Regions from separate parts of the Homo sapiens genome. Here region 2 is linked to region 1. A link is an interaction called in ENCODE POLR2A ChIA-PET data of the cell type or tissue named here. Cell type or tissue: HCT116. All regions are shown on one strand. Links, peaks and the distances in the headings refer to the core of each region. The heading gives the core; the rest is flanking DNA. Region 1 overlaps MYO1F (myosin IF). Region 2 overlaps ADAMTS10 (ADAM metallopeptidase with thrombospondin type 1 motif 10).

The links. ChIA-PET counts read pairs that join two places held together with the same protein. Peaks named below come from ENCODE experiments on the same cell type or tissue, not always from the same donor. Only the 100,000 strongest peaks of a DNase experiment are listed, where the experiment ranks them.
Region 2: POLR2A ChIA-PET joins it to region 1 with 5 read pairs; 10 of 35 experiments call an interaction of 5 or more read pairs at or near these places.

What each region holds. Positions count from the first base shown.
Region 1 is chr19:8,530,743-8,535,124 of GRCh38, reverse strand. All of the region lies in intron 19 of MYO1F (myosin IF), which reads left to right. All of the region lies in intron 1 of LOC124904633 (a long non-coding RNA gene), which reads right to left. Among named protein-coding and RNA genes, the nearest start is that of ZNF414, 19 kb to the right of the region's middle. In HCT116, for the core only: no CTCF peak of the experiment used is centred there; no DNase peak of the experiment used is centred there.
Region 2 is chr19:8,590,663-8,595,044 of GRCh38, reverse strand. ADAMTS10 (ADAM metallopeptidase with thrombospondin type 1 motif 10) reads left to right here. Exons shown (of 26, transcript NM_030957.4): 13 at 2,175-2,282; 14 at 2,942-3,087; 15 at 3,182-3,245. Among named protein-coding and RNA genes, the nearest start is that of MYO1F, 15 kb to the right of the region's middle. RefSeq lists an enhancer at 2,646-3,244. In HCT116, for the core only: a CTCF peak has its summit at 864 (motif pointing left); a DNase peak (open chromatin) is centred at 2,543.

The DNA.
Region 1 (4,382 bases), core at 137-4,136:
GCCTGGCCAACATGGTGAAACCCCTTCTCTATTAAAAGTACAAAAATTAGCTGGGCGTGGTGGTGCACACCTGTAATACCAGCTACTCAGGAGGCTGAGGCAGGAAAATCACTTTAACCCAGGAGGCAGAGGCTGAAGTGAGCCAAGATCGTGCCACTGCACTCAAGCCTGGGCAACAGTAATTTAATTTTAGTAAAATAAGCTGGGTGCAGTGGCTCACGCCTATAATCTCAACACTTTGGGAAGCCGAGGCGAGTGGATCACGAGGTCAGGAGTTCAAGACCAGCCCGACCAACATGGTGAAACCCCGTCTCTTCTACAAATACAAAAAATTAGCCAAGTGTGGTGGTGCGCACCTGTAATCCCAGCTACTCAGGAGGCTGAGGCAGGAGAATCACTCAAACCCAGGAGGCAGAGGTTGCAGTGAGCCGAGATCGCACCACTGCACTCTAGCCTGGGCAACAGAGTGAGACTCCATCTCAAAAAAAAAAAAATTAGTAAAATGAAAATAGAAGAAAAGGCCAGGCACGGTGGCTCACAACTGTAATCCCAGCACTTTGGGAGGCCAGGGTGGTGGATCACTTGAGGTTAGGAGTTCGAGACCAGCCTGGCCAACATGGGGAAACCCCATCTCTACTAAAAATACAAAATAAGCCGGGCATGGTGACACGTGCCTGTAATCCCAGCTACCTGGGAGGCTGAGGCAGGAGAATTGCTCGAACCTGGGAGGCAGAGGTTGCAGTGAGCTGAGATTGCGCCACTGCACTCCAGCCTGGGGGACAAAGTGAGACTCTGAAAAAAAGAAAAGAAAAGAAAAGAAAAATAGCCAACGGTTTAACTGTGCTATATTTAAAAAGTAATCAAGAAATTAAATTAGCTTAATGGAGTTGGAGCCTTTCTCAACCAAAAATGCATTCATGTTGGGATGAATTTTTTTTTTTTTTTTTAGACAGAGTCTCGCTCTGTCACCCAGGCTAAAGTGGAATGGCGCAATCTTGGCTCACTGCAACCTCCACCTTCCTGGTTCAAGCAATTCTCCTGCCTCAGCCTCCCAAGTAGCTGGAATTACAGGCACCCGCCACCACACCAGGCTAATTTTTGTGTTTTTAATAGAGATGGGTTTTCACCCTGTTGGCCAGGCTGGTCTCCTGACCTCAAGTGATCTGCCCACCTCAGCCTCCCAAAGTGCTGGGATTATATGCATGAGCCACCGCGCCCGGCCCCTATTTTGATTTTCTTATGAACATGGTTTGGGCCATCCTCAAACATTTTATCTGCCTGTTGGCCTTTGTGGCCCAGCATCCCAGGTATGTTATAATAGTCTGCTGGGACAGCTGAAACAAAGTTCCACAAACTCCATGGCTTAACACAACAGCAATTTATTCTCTCACAGTTCCGCAGGTCAGAAGTCCAAAATCAAGGTGTTGGCATGGCCATACTCTCTAAAGGTTTTAAAGAAGAATCTGAGGCTAAGCGTGCTGGCTCACGCCTGTAATTCCCAGCACTTTGGGAGGCCGAGGCAGGCGGATCATGAGGTCAGGAGATTGAGACCACCCTGGCTAACACAGCAAAACTATGTCTCTACTAAAAAAATACAAAAAAGTTAGCCAGGCATGGTGGCGGGCGCCTGTAGTCCCAGCTACTCGGGAGGCTGAGGCAGGAGAATGGCGTGAACCCAGGAGACGGAGCTTGCAGTGAGCCAAGATCGCACCACTGCACTCCAGCCTGAGCGACAGAGCAAGACTCCGTCTCAAAAAAAAAAAAAAAGAAGAAGAAGAAGAAGAAGAAGAATCTGAGGCTGGGCACGCTGGCTCACGCCTGTAATCCCAGCACTTTGGGAGGTCAAGGCTGGTAGATTCCTTGAGCCCAGGAGTTCCAGACGAGTCTGGACAACATGGCAAAACCCCAACTCTACCTCTCTACCAAAAAAATATATATATAATAATACCATAATTAGCCTTGAGTGGCTGAGGTGGGAGGATCCCTTGAGCCCGGGAGCCGAGATCGCACCACTGCACTCCAGCCTGGGAAACAGAGCAAGACCCTGTCTCTGAAAAAATTAAAACTATTTTGGTCAGCAGAGCAGGGAGCAAGGCTCTTAGCAGCAATGTGCTACCTATGGACTTGGGAAAGCACTCTGGGTGAAGTGCTAATTTTTCTAAATAAAGCCCAATTGTGTGTGTGTGTGTGTGTGTGTGTGTGTGTGTGTGTGTGTGTGTGTATTTTTTTTTTTTTCTGAGACAGGATCTCACTCTATCTCCCAGGCTGGAGTGCAGTCGCACAATCACAGCTCACTGCAGCCTCAACCTCCTGGGCTCAAAGAATCCTCCCACCTCACCCTCCGGAATAGCTGGGACTACACATGCGTGCCATCACCCTCAGCTAATTTTTGCTTAGTTTTTGTAGAGACGGGGTCTTTCTATGTTGCCCAGGCTGGTCTTGAACTCCTGGGCTCAACAATGCTCCCACCTTAGCCTCCCAAACTGCTGGGATTAGAGGCATGAGCCACCGCACCCAGCCTATATTTGCATTATTTCCCATCTTCACTAATTGACAATATTGTCCCTTTGATCACAGTTTCTCTTTGAAGTAGGATGTTTCTCAAGCATCTGCCCTATTCCAGTTAATCATTCTATTCTCTGACAGGCATGCTATTGTTTTTATTACTATAGATTTACAGTATTTTAATATCCAGTAGGTTCCTCACCTTGTTCACCTGCTGTTATTACAAATGAGTAGACATTCCTCTTAGACTTTGTACTTTGACTTGCTGTAATGTAATTCATTCTCTAAGTCCCCTCTGGGTCTAGACTTTTACAACTCAAAACCCTTTTCTCTGCTTTCTGCAAAAGCTTCCTTTCTGGGCCTGCTACGGATGGCTGTGCAGGTTGTACACTGCCCAACCACACGGTTGCTAGTCACATCACAGTTCTACACATCAGATTTTCTTTTTCTTTCTTTTTTTTTTTGAGATGGAGTTTCATTCTTTTCTTTTTTCAGGGGTCGGGGGACTGAGTCTCACTCTGTCGCCCAGGCTGGAGTGCAGTGGCGCAATCTCCGCTCACTGCAACCACCACCTCCCGAGTTCAAGCGATTCTCCTGCCTCAGCCTCCCGAGTAGCTGGGATGACAGGCATGCGCCACCACACCCGGCTAACTTTTGTATTATTAGTAGAGACGGGGTTTCACCATGTTGGCCAGGCTGGTCTCAAACTCTTGACCTCAGGTGATCCGCCCACCTCGGCCTCCCAAAATGCTGGGATTACAGGCTTGAGCCACTGCACCCGGCCACATTTTCATATTTACTGTATTTTATTGGTTTTCCAAGATGCACACTGGTTCCTATTTCTACCATCTCTGACACGGCAGTGTACCTCGTGGATAGTGTCGAGTAACAGTGTAAGAAACCGTGACATCATACCGTTTCTTGCAAAAGCACACAGGTAGTAAGTGGCACAGCTGTGATCTGAAGCTAGTGACTCACTGTTATCATGTAAGGCAGAAGTGTGTACCCCACATGGGGAGAGACGCACAGGGAGGTCCAGTCATTTGGAGGAAGATAAAAATTTTTCCAGCCTGGGCAACATGGCAAGACCACATCACCACAAAATTAGCTGGGCATGGTGGCTCACAGCTGTAGTCCCAGCTACTCAGGAGGCAGAGGTGGGAGGATCACTTGAACCCAAGAGGTTGAAGCTGCAGTGAGCTATGACTGCACCACCACACTCCAGTCTGGGCGACGGAGCGAGACCCTGTCTTTTTCTTTTTTTCTTTTTTTGAGATGAAGTTTTGCTCTTGTTGCCCAGGCTGGAGTGCAATGGCACAATCTCAGCTCACCGCAACCTCCAACTCCCAGGTTCAAGTGATTCTCCTGCCTCAGCCTCCTGAGTAGCTGGTATTACAGGCATGTGCCACCATGCCCGGCTAATTTTATGTTTTTAGTAAAGACAGGGTTTCTCCATGTTGATCAGGCTGGTCTCAAACTCCCGACCTCAGGCGATCTTCCCGCCTCAGCCTCCCAAGGCGCTGGGATTATAGGCATGAGCCACCAGCTTTTTTTGTTTTTGTTTTTTGTCTTTTTGAGATGGAGTTTCACTCTTGTTGTCCAGGCTGGAGTGCAATGGCGCGATCTCAGCTCACTGCAACCTCCGCCTCCCGGGTTCAAGTGATTCTCCTGCCTCAGGCTCCCGAGTAGCTGGGATCACAGGCATCTACCACCATGCCCAGCTAATTTCTTTTTGTATTTTTAGTAGAGATGGGGTTTCACTATGTCGGTCAGGCTCGTCTCAAACTCCTGACCTCAGGTGATCCACCCGCCTCGGCCTCCCGAAGTGCTAGGATTACAGGCGTGAGCCACTGCGCCCGGCCCCTTTTTCTTCTTTT
Region 2 (4,382 bases), core at 312-4,311, 60 kb before region 1:
TATCACAACTCAAACGATCAGAGTTTTTGTGATGCCATGTTAATGCAAAGCAGAGGGCAAGCAGCTGCCAAATTGCCCTCCCTTCATTCCACTGCAAGACAGAGACAAACCCTGGAACAATTTCTATTTCACTGACATTCCACCCTTGACACCCCCCAACATCCTAACTTAGCTGGTAACTGCAGCACCCTCTAAGGAATTCCTAAAGAATTCTGAAGCTACTCCTCAACATCTGCTGTGACCCAGGTATCCTAACAATGATCATGGTGTCTGACATTTACTGAGCTCTCACTATGGGCTAAGCATGTGCTGTGTGTCACCATCTAAACTCCTGACAATCCTGCTAGCCCCCACGTTACAGAGGAAGGGACTGAGCCATAGCATAGGGAGGATGACTTGTCCAAGGCCACAGTTTGAGACCATGACAGAGCTGGGATTTAAATCCAGGTCTCTCATGACTCTCTAAATTTTACAAAGGGGCAGGGGAGGGGAGGAGCTGTCAAAATATCAAGCTTGGGCTGGCACTGGCTATATGTTGAATTGAGCCTTCCTTTTAGTTTTTGAAGGAACATCTTTCAGGCCATCTTGGCAAAGGGGGATTTATTTACTAAATGTGAACTGGTTAATATATGTAAAGGGTTCAGCCTGGTGCCTGGTCCAGAGATAGTGGTGGTCATTGTTACCCCATAATGGCATTGGTGCAAGTCCTTTCTTATCTATCCTGTCACGTGCCTCATAGCCATTTATATAGGCAAGACAGGCATTAGGCTGCCCATCTTGTAGATGAGTAAACTGAGGCCCAGAGAGGGGAAATATATTGCAAGTTGGTAGCAGAATTGAGGTCTCTGCACAACTCAAATATGCCACAGTGCCTCCTTGTGGAGAGGAGGACAAAAGCAGAGCTGAAATCATTATCTTGAAGAGGTGTCAGAAGTGGGATTGCGACAGGACTGATGTGATATTTTTAGATATGGCCAAGAGGACACAGTCTGAGTTTTTAGCTGAGAAATGTCCTCTATAAGGCAGAAGGCAGAGATTCTAGAGGACCTTTGAGGGAGAATGTATTTGAGAACAACTCTTCCAGCTTCTTACATATGTACAGGTATCTCTCAGGGGCTGACCTAGGAAGGGTCCTTTCCTGTGGCCATTGATCGATCCAGTCCCACATCTGGAAAGCTTACAAGAATTGGGTTCAAAGCGGGGATTACACTTGATAATTACAGAAGGACCACCTACTTCTTAGAGGAAAGACGCTGGGAGGTTGCTTAGGATGTGGGCCAAGAGGGTCAGAGAGGACCACCTACTTTTTAGAGGAAAGACGCTGGGAGGTTGCTTAGGATGTGGGCCAAGAGGGTCAGAGATTTTGCTTCACCTGAACTCACTGGGGCTTCTCCAGGGATATTAACCTGGACTTTAAGAGTCAGAGTGAGTCCCTGGGACTAGTTCAGCCCATCCAGGATTCAGACGGGAAGAAGGTGGGGCTGATTTTTCACCTGGAGAAAGAGAGGCATGTCCCACACAGACCTAACTCGGCATTGTCCCCTCCCAAACTCCCACCCCTCCACATAGCTTAAAAGTGTTGGGGGCTTCTCCAGTTTAGATGGGGGAACAAAGAGAACCAACAGCTGGAAAAAACTAGAGATGAGGCCGTTGGCCTAGTCATCATCCAGGCCGATTTCTCAGAACCACCACTTTCTCTTCGGCTACTTTGCCCATCCCATAAAAGAACCCCAAATCCTTCCTGTTCATTCCTCAGCAGTTCCCACGTTTCCTTCCAGAAACTCAGAAGGCACCAGGAACTGAATTGCAAAGTTCGTTAGAGCACAGACTCTGAATTAAAGAGCTGGGTTAAACTCCAGGCTATTCCCTTAGTAGCTGTGTGACCTTACCTGTCTGAAGCTTGGTTTTCTCCCAGTAAGATGGGGTAGTACTGCCTAAAGAGGTATATGGCATGTATAAAGTGCTCCATAAATGGAGCTTATTGGGAGAGTATAAGTCACAGGCCATGCCCCGCAAGGGGATGCACGAAGACCCACCGCGAGCCAGGAAGGGAGCACCGGGCTCTCTGCTCTGGGACCGGCAGTGAGCCGGACATCTGGGTCCTCCCAAGCCGGGCGGGCTGCCCCAGGGAGGAAGGGAGGGGGGCGAGCCTGAGCGGGCACCTCGGCCCGCAGGAGGTCTGCAGCGAGCTGTGGTGTCTGAGCAAGAGCAACCGGTGCATCACCAACAGCATCCCGGCCGCCGAGGGCACGCTGTGCCAGACGCACACCATCGACAAGGGGGTGAGCGCCGGCCAGGGCCCCCAACTGGGCCACGCCCCCTGAGCCACCTCCCGCGTTGGCCACGCCTACCCGCCTGTCCTTCGGCCTATTATCTGCTCCCTCCCACATTGGCCACGCCCGCCATTTGTGCTCCCTCGGCTGTGGCCACGCCTACTGCTTGCTCCTTCCCGCGTTGGCCACGCCCACCGTCTATGCGTCCCTTGGTTCTGGCCACGCCTACTGTTTAACTCCCTCCCGCGTTGGCCACGCCCACCGTGTAATGATTCCCACGGCTCTGGCCACGCCTACTGTTTGCTCTCTCCCTCATTGGCCACGCCCATCCCCTGTGCTGCCCTCGGCTCTGGCCACGCCTACTGCCTGTAGACCTCCCCTCCCCAGCCTGAAGCCACGCCCCACCTCGTCTCCACGCTTATCGTGGTCCTGTCTACACCCCTCCCCGTTAAGCACCCTGTGCTCAGGCCACGCCTCTCGCTTGTACCTGGTCTGTCTCCCAGACCACTCTCCTACGTAACCTGACTCTGTTCGCATGTTCAGACCCCGCCTCTGCCCATCCCGGAGAGGCTGATATCTCTGGCTGGGGCCTGGAGTGGGGAACGGTGCATGGGGCCGACGAGTGTCCTCCGGGCTGGACTCACTCCTTCCTGTCTCCCCCCACCCAGTGGTGCTACAAACGGGTCTGTGTCCCCTTTGGGTCGCGCCCAGAGGGTGTGGACGGAGCCTGGGGGCCGTGGACTCCATGGGGCGACTGCAGCCGGACCTGTGGCGGCGGCGTGTCCTCTTCTAGCCGTCACTGCGACAGCCCCAGGTCAGCCCTCAGGACCCCCACCCGGGAGGGCAGCGCGACCCCTGCCCCCATCGCCCACTGCCTCATCCCTCTCCTATCCCACCACCCTTTCCAGGCCAACCATCGGGGGCAAGTACTGTCTGGGTGAGAGAAGGCGGCACCGCTCCTGCAACACGGATGTGAGTTCCCCCAAACCCCTTGAGGGGTGGGGGGAGGAAGCATTAAAAACAGCTATCAGAGGCCGGGCACCGTGGCTCACGCCTGTAATCCCAACACTTTGGGAGGCCAAGGCAGGCGGATCACGAGGTCAGGAGATCGAGACCATCCTGGCTAACATAGTGAAACCCCGTCTCTACTAAAAATACAAAAATTAGCTGGGCGTGGTGGCAGGCGCCTGTAATCCCAGCTACTCGGGAGGCTGAGGCAGGAGAATCGCTTGAACCCGGGAGGCGGAGGCTGCAGTGAGCCGAGATCGCACCACTGCACTCCAGCCTGGGTGACAGAGCGAAACTCCATCTCAAAAAAAAAAAAAAAAACAAAAACGCTATCAGAGTGCTTCATCCAGGCACCTGCTGCCTCCTGGGGAACCTGCAGCCGCCACCCCTCTCTTCCCTCCTCTCCCTGACCCCCACCACCTTCTCGTCCCCAACCCCTCCTCCTTAAAGACCTGGCTCCTTCCAGCTCTCTTTTCCTCCTACATTTAGACTACAAGCCCCCACCTTGAAATCACTGCTTGGCCCTCACAACCCCCTACCATCCAGTCTCTCCCCTCCCTTTACAGCCCAACTTCCCCTGAAGAGTCCTACCCCTGCCTTCTGTCATCCCCCAAAGTTGTAGCTGAAGCTTCCTCTCACCAAACCCAGTGACAGGTGTCTGTCCTCTGCTTGTGCCCTCAGCTGACCTGCAACCATCAGTGAGCAGTGAGAAGTTTACTGGGGAGGGGGTGTTTTAGAGGGCAGTGAGAGCTTTGGACTTTTCAGCCTCCCAGCTGGGGGGAACCAGGTCTTCAGAGAATCCACATGCTAGCACTTTCTATAAACCCTGATCCCTTCCAGACCTTCTCTCTCAAGAAAGACTCCATGTGGCCAGGTGCAGTGGCTCACACCTATAATCCCAGCACTTTGGGAGGCTGAGGCAGGCAGATCACCTGAGGTCAGGAGTTCGAGACCATCCTGGCCAACATGGCAAAACCCCATCTCTACTAAAAATACAAAAATTAGGCCGGATGAGGTGGCTCATGCCTGCAATCCCAGCACTTTGGGAGGCCGAGGCGGGTCAATCACCTGAGGTCAGGAGTTCGAGACCAGCCTGGCTAA